Regions from separate parts of the Homo sapiens genome. Here region 2 is linked to region 1. A link is an interaction called in ENCODE POLR2A ChIA-PET data of the cell type or tissue named here. Cell type or tissue: Caco-2. All regions are shown on one strand. Links, peaks and the distances in the headings refer to the core of each region. The heading gives the core; the rest is flanking DNA.

What was found. Peaks named below come from ENCODE experiments on the same cell type or tissue, not always from the same donor. Only the 100,000 strongest peaks of a DNase experiment are listed, where the experiment ranks them.
Region 2: POLR2A ChIA-PET joins it to region 1 with 7 read pairs; 1 of 35 experiments calls an interaction of 5 or more read pairs at or near these places.

The regions. Positions count from the first base shown.
Region 1 is chr15:41,619,992-41,625,407 of GRCh38, forward strand. It overlaps LOC105370791 (a long non-coding RNA gene), which reads right to left and starts at 1,464. Exons shown (of 4, transcript NR_188233.1): 1 at 1,076-1,464. It also overlaps a transcript of MGA not described here. RefSeq lists a silencer at 1,445-1,504. In Caco-2, for the core only: no CTCF peak of the experiment used is centred there; DNase peaks (open chromatin) are centred at 1,210, 1,500 and 2,060; H3K4me3 peaks cover 2,778 bases.
Region 2 is chr15:40,904,560-40,909,875 of GRCh38, forward strand. LOC105370943 (a long non-coding RNA gene) reads left to right here and starts at 2,250. Exons shown (of 2, transcript NR_135836.1): 1 at 2,250-2,326; 2 at 4,270-4,792. RefSeq lists enhancers at 1,612-1,906, 3,096-3,225 and silencers at 1,612-1,906, 1,836-2,175, 2,826-2,885. In Caco-2, for the core only: a CTCF peak has its summit at 1,956 (motif pointing right); DNase peaks (open chromatin) are centred at 1,922 and 3,742; H3K4me3 peaks cover 225 bases.

The DNA of each region.
Region 1 (5,416 bases), core at 154-5,153:
GGTTCTTTCCACTATAGCCAATAGGTCCCAAACCCAGTTGTGCATAACAATTACCTGAAGAACGTGTTAAGATATATTTTTCCAGATTCCCACTCAAGACTGACTCAGAAAATGATACTACTAGTATAGCACTTTTCTCTGAGTTGTTGTAAGGATTATATATAATGAAGAATATTGGAATGTTTTATAAACTTCAAGTGTAACATCATATGCTTACAATTTAATGCTTTTTATTACGTATGATCATCTAATACCCTTTCTTTTGGTTTTCTAGTCAGGGAATAATTTTCTGATAATTAGGCTTATGGAGTACCTTGAAATTAGAAAAGGGTGCCCCAAACTATATTTTGGCTTGATAACCACATTATAAATGAATACATTTAATTTTTAATCTATAAATAAGAGCTCTTGAGCTTGACCATCGCTAGTCAAGTTCTTCAAGCTTAATCATCTCTTTAAGAATTGATGAAATCGTTCTAAAATCCGGCAAAGCTGAAGAATGGAGTTCAAAGCAGAAAAGGTGTGAATTGTTTTAAGTGGGGATTTCATTAGGTTTTGGCCTGAAGGGCAGTTTGTGAATATGTTACAAAGTTAATTGGTTCTGATGCATGACCACTTTTTCTGAGTTAGGAGACGGTGTTTTTTTTTTTTTCTCGTTTCCAATATACCATATTTCGTACGAGGTGGAACCAGCAACTGTGATAGACATGTCCCCGCCTCCTTTAAAACGCCTCTTGCTCTTACCACCCCTACTTTCCCCAACAGTAGCAATAAGTTTAGCAAGAAAGGTCTCATCTTCTATCCCAAGGGAAATTCTAAGTGCCATTTCCACCCTCAAGTGGGGCTCCTGGTAAGTTGCATTTAAATTAGCATTCTTTTTCACTGGCCAGGAAAGGGCTGCAGTTCATTTGCAGGCAAATACCCTTGCTGTTTTTTTTTTTTTTCCTGAATCTTTACAAAGTCACTCAGCAGGCACACACTAAACGCTTGCTCCGTGGAGAAAGGTTAAACGGTTTCCCCAAGACCACACAGATCAAACAAGTGGGAGAGGAGGGGCTGAAAGTGCCTGGTATACCTCGCCACACTCCCATAATTACCCAAACCGTCTCATTCCAAGCCCAAGGACCGGGCTTTCAAGGGGACACGAAAGGAACGCCCGGGAGGTGAGCGCCAGGAGATCGGGAGAGGTGCCTTTCCCGGCATGCTCTGCAGCACACCGAGGGGCGCCAGGCGTATCCCGGCGTGCATCGGGGAGCGCCCAAGGGCGATGGTTCCCGGCTCCTGGAGAGGCGTGCGAAGTTAAGCCGGTAGGTGCGAGCTTCCTTAGCTTTGAGCCTCTGGTTTCTCGTTTCCTCTTTATGGGTTTAAATCCATAACGGCAGAAAAGGATGGCCCTCTAACTACCCTCCCTCTCCGCGTGCGAACGACTCGGCGCCGCTTCGAGCTCGGTGCCAGGTGATTAGCGGGTAGGGGCGGGCTTGCGACCAGCACGTGACCCGAACTGGCAGCCAATGACTAGCCGGGTGGTCCAGCAGCGCGAGGATTCCGGGACCCGCGAGCGGAGCGGCGCGTGGGTCGGTTGCGGTCGGCCCCGGCAGGTATGCGCAGGCGCCTTGCTTGCCACGCGCTACGCCCGTCCCCACGCGCCTGGTGGCGTGTTCTTGGCGCGAAGTGTTAAGAGTCTGGGTGTTTTTGTGCGTTGGGGGGAAGGAGAGGGTGGCGGGGGCGGGGGGGCGCTGAGGCGTCACGTGGACGCCACAGCCAATCTCAGGCCGAGGCGCACCCACAGCTTTCCCCGGCGCCCCGGGGTGCGACGTGTTCACTGAGGTTCGACCGGGCCCTGACGGCCTGAGCGGTCTTTCGAAGCGCGTGTGCGGCCTGTAAATTCTGGCCGCGGCTTTTCGTGGCGTCCTGCTCCGCGGTGAGCACAGACGACAAGTTCTCAGCAAAATGGCTGCTGGAAAGAGTCGCCAAGCAGGGGGAGTGCTGGGGCCGCGTGAAGGTCACATGACGAGGTTGGCAGCGCGTGCTGCTGGCGCGGGGTAGGGGGAGGGTGGGGGGCGTGGCGGGTCACGTGCCTTCGACTGCGCCGGCCTGTGGTTTTCCAGCGTCTTTGCTGCGGTCGGATTGCCTGTTTTTACTCCTCCCACATCGAAGCGTGGCAAGCGTCGGTGAGAAGCTGTGTGGTGTACTGGGATGAGCCGAGATCTGGGAATTCGGAGGCCTGGGGTCCAGGCCTTTGGCTAGTTTCATCTTGCCACCCTCGGCTTCCATTTCTCATTCAGCTCGGTAGAGGAGATCACCTTTTAAGGTCCCTCATACGGCCTCTGACTTCCTCACCTCAATTTCATGCAGATAAAATAATTTAACAAATTCTTAAAAATTATAATGAGACAACCGCCACCCCGCCAAAAAAAACCCCACAGCCACTCCCCTCTCAATCATTACAATGATGTGGGAAACCTGGTGGAGGTAATTTGTTATAATATTCTGGGCATGTCTGTCTATCTTTATCATTCCCATTTATACTTTATAGGGGCCCACGACCTCATTCGAAAAATATTGTCTTTTAGACATCTAATCCCTATGTATTTTCTGGGAGGAAATCAAAAGGTAACTACTATTGTCATAACTGCGGAGATGGGGAAATAGTATTTAAAAGGGAAATGCTGATCCCCCATAACGCTGCCTAGAAGGGCCTAGAAGTCTTCGTTTCCACTTGGTGGGCTATCTTTGTAAAATTTTAGAGACCTGGTACCCACCAGCCTTTGGTATTTTTCTTGGTCTCTCCTCCCAGTTCTAGCTCGTCATTTCACCAAAGAAGGGTCAAGCCATTGGTGAAGAAAAGTATAAATTGTATGTTTTCCATACCACTGCTTATGTTTTATTATACCTTTTGATTTATCTTAAAAAGAGTCTTCGAATTTTGTGCGAACACATCTGGAAAACATTTATTGAGCAATCATAATAGCTGTCACTTTTGAGTAATTATAATAGTTATCTTTCTGGCTTGGTGTTCTAAATACTTTCTACTGTATTTAATTCATTTAGTTCTCATAACAAACCTACGAGGTAAGTACTGTTATCTCCGTTTTACCACTGAGGAAAATAGCAACAGAGAGATATGGCTGGCAGTTTTACATGATTCCAACCAGATTTCCTTTTGAAAATTTGCCAAATGGTTTTAAAATTCATTTGAAAAAGTAAACCTAGAAATTAAGAAACTTCTTGGAAGAGAAGAATGAGGAAAGGACTTGTACTAGAGAATATACAAATAAAGCTATGATAATCAAAATATAAGTAGCAACCCTGGAACACAAGAGTAGTGAAACAGAATAATCTAGAAATATATAAGGTTAGTGTTATAAAGATGGTATTTTATATGAGTAGGGAAGGTGTTCCAAAATTATATTGGAACAATCAACTGTTTGGAGAAAAAATGGGATTTCTACCTTAAAATTTAAATAAAATTGCCGGGTGTGGTGGCTCACGCCTGTAATCCCAGCACTTTGGGAGGCGGAGGCGGGTGGATCACCTGAGGTCGGGAGTTCGAGACTAGCCTGACCAACATGGAAAAACCCCGTCTCGACTAAAAATACAAAATTAGCCGGGTGTGGCGATGCATGCCTGTAATCATAGCCACTTGGGATGCTTGAACCGGGGAGGCGGAGGTTGCGGTGAGTGGAGATCGCGCCATTGCACTCCAGCCTGGGCAACAAGAGCGAAACTCCGTCTCCAAAAAAAAAAAAAGAATCTAGGTGAATTATTTATATATATATATATATTTTTTTTTTTTTTTTGAGAGGGAGTTTCGGGCTTGTCCCCCAGGCTGGAGTGCAGTGGTGCTCACCACAACCTCTGCCTTCTGGGTTCAAGCAATTCTCCTGCCTCAGACTCCCGAGTAGCTGGGATTACAGGTGTCTCCCACTACACCTGGCTAATTTTTGTAATTTTAGTTGAGGCGGGGTTTCACCGTGTTGGCCATGCTGGTCTGGAATTCCTGACCTCAGGTGATCCTCCAGCCTTGGCCTTCTGAAGTGCTAGGATTATAGGCGTGAGCCACCGAGCCCAGCAAATTAAATTTTTTTTTTTTTTGAGGGTCTCACTCTGTGGCCCAGGCTGGAGTGCAGTGGCATGATCTCGGCTTACTGCAACCTCTGCTTCTTGGATTCAAGCAGTTCTCCTGCCTCAGCCTCCCAAGTAGCTGGGATTATAGGTGCAGGCCACCACACCCAGGTAATTTTTGTATTTTTTTTTTTTTAATTTTATTTTTTGAGATGGAGTCCTGCTCTGTCGCCCAGGCTGGAGTACAGTGGTGCGATCTCAGCTCACTGCAACTTCCGCATCCCAGTTTCAAGTGATTCTTCTGCCTCAGCCTCTCAAGTAGCTGGGACTACAGGCAGACTATGCCGCCGCCACCACGCCTAGCTAATTTTTGTATTTTTAGTAGAGATAGGGTCCAGGTAGCTGGGACTACAGGCAGAGTATGCCTGCCACCACACCTAGCTAATTTTTGTATTTTTAGTAGAGACGGGGTTTCACTATATTGGCCAGGCTGGTCTCGAGCTGCTGACCTCATGATCTGCCCGCCTTGGCCTCCCAAAGTGCTCGGTGGGTGGCGTGAGCCACCGCACCTGGCTGATAATTTTTGTATTTTTAGTAGAGACGGGGTTTCACCATGTTGGCCAGGCTGGTCTGGAACTCCTCACTTCAGGTTTTCTTCCCATCTCGGCCTCCTAAAGTGCTGGGATTACAGGAGTGAGCCACTGCTCCTGGCCCAAATTAAATATTAAAATATAAAACGTGAAATCAGAAAATTACTACTTTAAAAAACTGGGAAAACAGTTTTCCAGTCTTGAAATAGAATGAGGCCAGGCACGTGGCTCATGTCTATAATCCCAGCACTTTGGGAGGCCCAGGTGGGAGGATTGCTCAAACCCAGGAATTCAAGACCAGCCTGGGTAACAGAGTGAGACCCCATCTGTACAAAAAAATTTCAGAATTAGCTTGGTGTGGTGGCACATCCCTGTTGTCACAGCTACTCAGGAGGCTGAGATGGGAAGATCACTTGACCTCAGGAGTTCGAGGCTGCAATGAGCTGTGACGTGTCACTGCACTCCAGATTGGCCAACAGAGTGAGACCCAGGCTCAACAAAAGAGAAAGGAGCTGTTCTACTAAGCATGACTGTCGAGGCAAATCCATAAAGACAAAGATGACAAAGATTGATACAGTTATTACAAAAAACATCTGTCTAGTTGGCAGAAACATGATAAAGTTAAAAGACAAATTTATTTATTTAGTATTCATTTGTATTTATTGAGTGTTTACTATGTGCCAGCCAATTTTTTTAAGTTTAGGAGATCCAGTAATCAGCAAAGCCTGGCAAATTGTGAGAAAAAAAAAATTGAACAAGGC
Region 2 (5,316 bases), core at 26-5,025, 720 kb before region 1:
CCTGGACGACAGAGCAAGACTCCATCTCAAAAAAAAAAAAGAATTTTCTTGGAGTCTCCACTGTCTAACCATAACTTCAAGCCCCTCATTCTTCCTCCCTCGAGTAGCCCTCAGGCATGCTAGATTTTGCTTGCCCCTCTGCCAGCTTGGATCCCCGCCTTCCCAGCTCCTGCCTGGCTTTAAGATGGCCCTGCCACTATCTGCCATTTAACCACAACGTTGAGGCCCAGCATGAAGGTGAGACTGCTGTGGCCTGTATCCATGGCATTTGGCAGACATGTTTTCTCATCTTGCTCCTGTGACCTGCTCCTCCCCACAAATTACACATCTTTAGTTGTGGCTAAATCCTAGGGAGTCCTGGAATGGGGTCTCCCCGTGACATCAGCAGAGCACCCTTTGCCCCATGGACCGGTGTTCACAGTGCACTGCCCAGCTCTCTGGGTGTGATCTGTCAGCTGGCAAGACAGTTCCTGCAGTCAGGCCAACCTCGCTGGCCACTGCAGGCTGCTTTCCCCTCCAGTCTAATCCTCTTCCTAGCCAGGCATGGGGTCTCACACTTGTAGTCTTAGCTACTTGGGAGTCTGAGGAAGGAGGATGGCTTGAGCCCAAGAGATGGAAGCTGCAGTGAATTATGATTGTGCCACTGCACTTCACCTGGGTGACAGAGCAAGAACCCTCTTTTTTTTTTTTGAGATGGCGTCTTGCTCTGTCACCAGGCTGGAGTGCAGTGGTACAATCTTGGCTCACTGCAACCTCCGCCTTCCGGGTTCAAGGATTCTCCTGCCGCAGCCTCCCTAGCAGCTGGGATTACAGGTGCACATCACCACGCCTGGCTACTTTTTTTATTTTTAGTAGAGACGGGGTTTCACCATGTTGGCCAGGCTGGTCTCGAACTCCTGACCTCAAGTGATCCGCCTGCCTCAGCCTCCCAAAGTGCTAGGATTACAGGCATGAGCCACTGTGCCCAGCTAGAACCCCTCCGCCTTTTTTTTTTAAAGAATTTTATCTCTGGCAATACAGGTTGAACTTTGCTGCAGAATTCCCTAACCACTAAAACAAGAGGATCTCTTCATGGACTCTGTTAGCTGAGAGGGCTGGAAGCTGCCCATTTTTGATGACCCCTCAGACTCCCGTCTTCCTCCAGAAGCAGAAGTGGGAGCAGATGTGGGGGAGGGGTCCCATTGAGTAGAGGGCATCCTAATTCTGTTCTTCGCACTGTCCCAGGAGGTTTGGAGGGCTCCTGCTTCCTTCTCCCCATGTGGCCTAGGCTCCCCTTACACCTACCATAGTCATCTGAGGGCTCAGGGTCTTTGTCCCCTGACAGTGAGTATAAAGCTTTAGCCTACCTCTGAAGGGGTCACTTTCTTAGAGAAAACAGACTGGGGCCTCTGTCTTTGCACATAATGGGTGCCTAATACTTGTTAGTTAAACAAACACTGCCCTATTGCTCCCTGCTCCCAGAGGGCTTGGCTAAAGCAGCTTGGGACACCCCTGCCCCTTCTGTCTTCTCCTAAGCCAGCCCATCTGGTCCTAGGCTGCTTCCTCTTTCCTGGGAAAAGGCCCCAGGCTTCCCTGGCAGGGACAGAATAGGGTTCCGGTGAGTCAGGGCAACGGGAAGCCACAGCTCTTAGATCCCTGGAAGCCAAGCAAGACATGGAATGGAGAGCAGAGCGGAGGCCCTCAGGGCTTTGGCCCTAAGCCTGGAGGGCCAGAGGGGGGTGGGGTGGGGGAGCAGCTGCGTGGGCAGGGGCCAAGATGAATGAGCTACTCCTGGAGCGGTCACTGGAAATAGAAGGAGTGGCCACAGGCAGTGACGCTGGGACCAGGGCAGGAGGCCTGTAAACAAGGAAGCCACCTGGGGGAGACGCAGGGCGGCCACTGGTCCTGGGGAGCAGGTGCTTCCTGAGGCCCGCCCTGGAGAGGGCCCTGGGGGCCGCCCCGCCGAGTCTGCAGTGGGCACTAGGGGGCGCCGTCTACCGGCTTCCCGAGCCCACCGCTCCCTACCCTGGCTCCTGGGGGTGTGGCCGCCGGAGGGTGTGCCGGCCCAGAGTCCCAGGCCCTGCCTGCCCGGCCTCTCCCTCCCTTCTCCTGTCACCGCGGCCGACTGGCCAAGGGCACCAGCCCTGGAGAGGGCACAGGGCTCAGCGTGGCCAGCTCGGATGTGAGCTCATTCCCCCGAGACCACCAGTTCTAGTTCCTGCCCCTCCCCCAAAGGCTCGGGTCGCAGGCTGGTGCCTGGCACCCACCCCAAAGGTTGGGAGGGGGCTCGAGGCCATCAGGCTCCAGGCCGCACTTGGCGCTGCCCCCTGGCGCCAGGGAAACAAAGGTTAGGGGCCCAGAGGGAGTTATCTGGCCCCACCGCCACCGGGTGGGGGAAGGGGACCAAGAGGGGGCGCAGTTCCCCTCCACTCCCCCAGCCCTACTGATTCTTCGAGACACTTTCACAGGCGGAAATTCCCAGAGGTCAGAGGAGGGAAACGGTTAATTCCTTTTATTCAATGGGTCCCCCCTACACGCCTCCCCCCAACTTCCTCCCTCCACTTCCCGCCCCCCCCTGTGTGAACAGGAAGTGGAGAGGAAAAGGCTCTGAGCGGAGCAGCTGGGAGCAGGAGGCAGGGAGTGGGCGGCGGGCTTGGTGCCAGCCCTGCCCCTCATGCTTACTTGCCGGAGGGCCAGGCCAACCGCGGCCTGGGAAAGAACCTGCAGCCCCGCTGGCGAGTGGCAGTTGAACCGGGAAACAGCAAACTCCATGCCCTCTTTCCTTAACCTGCTCCCAGGTTACAGGCTGCTGTCCTCAGGGTGCCAGACATCTTCTGCTCAAGAGCCAGCTGCCCTGGCCACCACAGCCCCACCTCCACCACCAGGCTGGGCATCCCGAGGCTGGCAGGCATCTCTTCAGGCAGCCGCCAGTCCTGGCACTGGCTCCCCCACTCAGCCCCTTGGCCCTGCCAGCCCTTTGAAGCTCATGCAGCGCTTCCTGTTTGGGGCGGGCGATGCCAGGGCCCCTCCCCCACCATTGTTCTGGAGAGACCATAGGTCCATCTGTTGCCCCATGGTGGGGCCCCTAGGCAGTGCCACACGGGAGCAGCACCACAAAGGACGCTGCTGGCAGCTTTGCTTATGTGGGGTGAGGCTGGGCCCTGCAGCAGGTTGAGGGTGAATGGTGGTCAGAGGCAGGCCTGGGGCGGGCACTGGGATAGGAGGATGCTAGAAAGTTCTGGTGCTTGGGCAGCTGGAGCCCTCAGCTTTCTCCTCCACCTGGAGCATGGAGATGATATTCAGGGAGCCATACGTGCTGAAGCCACCAGGAGAGGGCCACCATTCTCATGCCTGGATTCCCAAAAGGAAAACTGAGGCAGAGGGGCAAACTTTGGTCCAGGATGGCCAATAAAAGGGTCACAAAATAGGGTTGTCATTTCAAGGGGATTGGCCCCACTCTCTGAATGCCCAGTAATTGGGTGCTTTCCTCTCCCTGAGCAGCTTTACCGTGGCTCAGCTTTCACCTTGAACCAGCCCTTACTGAGCAGTCAGAAACCATACCGTGAGGTCAGGAGAGGCTGCGCGGCCTTAGTTTGGTGGCCAGCAACCCATGTCCACTGAGAATAAGCTTGGGCAGAGAAAAGGGAAAGGGGCACTGGTCTGGCCCCCCGGAAGGTGGCTGCTGCTTCTGGTTCCCAGGCTGCTGTGGCCAAAGGTCTGTTTGTGTTTGCCAGGTGCAGAGGCAGGTGGCTGCAGCTCACCTTCCCTCCATGGCATGATCTCCCAGCTCTGACCCTTGACCTGTTCCCTCGCGGCATCTCCACAGGGCTAGAAGGTGAACCCTACTTCCTTTACCAGGTCCTCTGGTTTCTCTTCCCAGGCCAGGACCTAAACCGTTCACAACTCCCAGCAGGCCAGAGCTGCAGAGACCTCAGATAGAGACTATAAAGTGCTGTGGAAGCCTTGTTCAAATAAAAACATTCATGAATGTCCAGTACTTGAAATTGGTATGCTGAGATTCTCCGATGGAAACTGGGCTGGAGGGACCCACACTCCTGTTCACTCAGCCTGTTCTCCACTCCTATCTCAATGTCTCTCTCTCTGTTTTTTTTTTTTTTTTTTAATAGAAACAACACCTTGTTCTATTGCCTAGGCTGGAGTGCAGTGGCGCCATCATAGCTCACTGCAGCCTTTAATTCCTGATCTCAAGTGATCCTCCCACCCCAGGCTCCTGAGTAGCAAGGACTACAGACACCACACCTGGCTAATTTTTATTTCTATTTTTTGTAGTGACGGGGGTCTTGCTAGGTTGCCAAGGCTGGTCTTGAACTCCTGACTTCAAGCAGTCCTCCCACCTCAGCCTCCTAGGGTGTCCGGATTACAGGCATGAGCCACTGTGCCCGGCCCCCTATCACGATATCCATAAGATGCCAGGATGCCCAGGAACCGAGTTTGAAAGACATTGTGCTGCTGATCCCACCTCCTGACTTTACAGCTGCTGAATTGCAGAAGACAAATTGGTAGCTAACAGGAGGCTCCATCCTGGATCCTGCCCCTGTCCGTGAGATTCAGCCTTGATTAACTGTGTTCCCATGCTGGTCGTGAGCAGGGCACCATCCTAGGTCCTTCTTTATACTCATTTTCCATCTCCAGCCAAAATGGGTTGAACCGAGGAACAAGGACATAATCTGTAAAGAGCAAGTGCAAGTCTCTGCTCTGCCATTACCAGCATCAGGCTAATCAAGCCCTTGGAAACTCAATTTCTTCTCCTGTAAAATGTGAATAACTGTTACAGACCTGGAAAGGCTCTTGTGAGGCTGAAATGAGAGCGGTGCCGCCCATCTGTCAAGGTAGCCCAGGGCCTGGCGCCCAAGCAGCCCTGGGCACTTGCCCCTCTTCCCTTTTACTCTGCACCTCCTTTCTGTAGGCGTAGGACCCTGAGACCTGTCCCAGCTCATCCCTCACAAGGCCCTCTGACTTCTTCAGATATCAGAGTGGAATTGGAAGAAAGAAGCTTGCTTGAGTAGGTTTTTCTGGTTTCTTGAACAATGGCGATTCTAAGGAAAAGAGGTTCAGGATGAGAATGAGAGGAAGCCCACAGGCATGTAGAATATGGCCACAGGTGGGACAAGAGTGCTTCCTTGGGATGGGGGTCCTGGTTCCCTGAAGGAAAGGAGACAGGGCACTACTCCAGCTCCAGGAGTCTCATAGGACAGGCCAAGAGGGCTGGGCAGACACCATGCTGGCCGCTGATCAGGCATGACTCCTCTGCCAGCCTGCCCTCGCAGGCCAGCCCAGAACTTGCACAACAGTCGGCCTGGCTGGCACTCTCCCGGG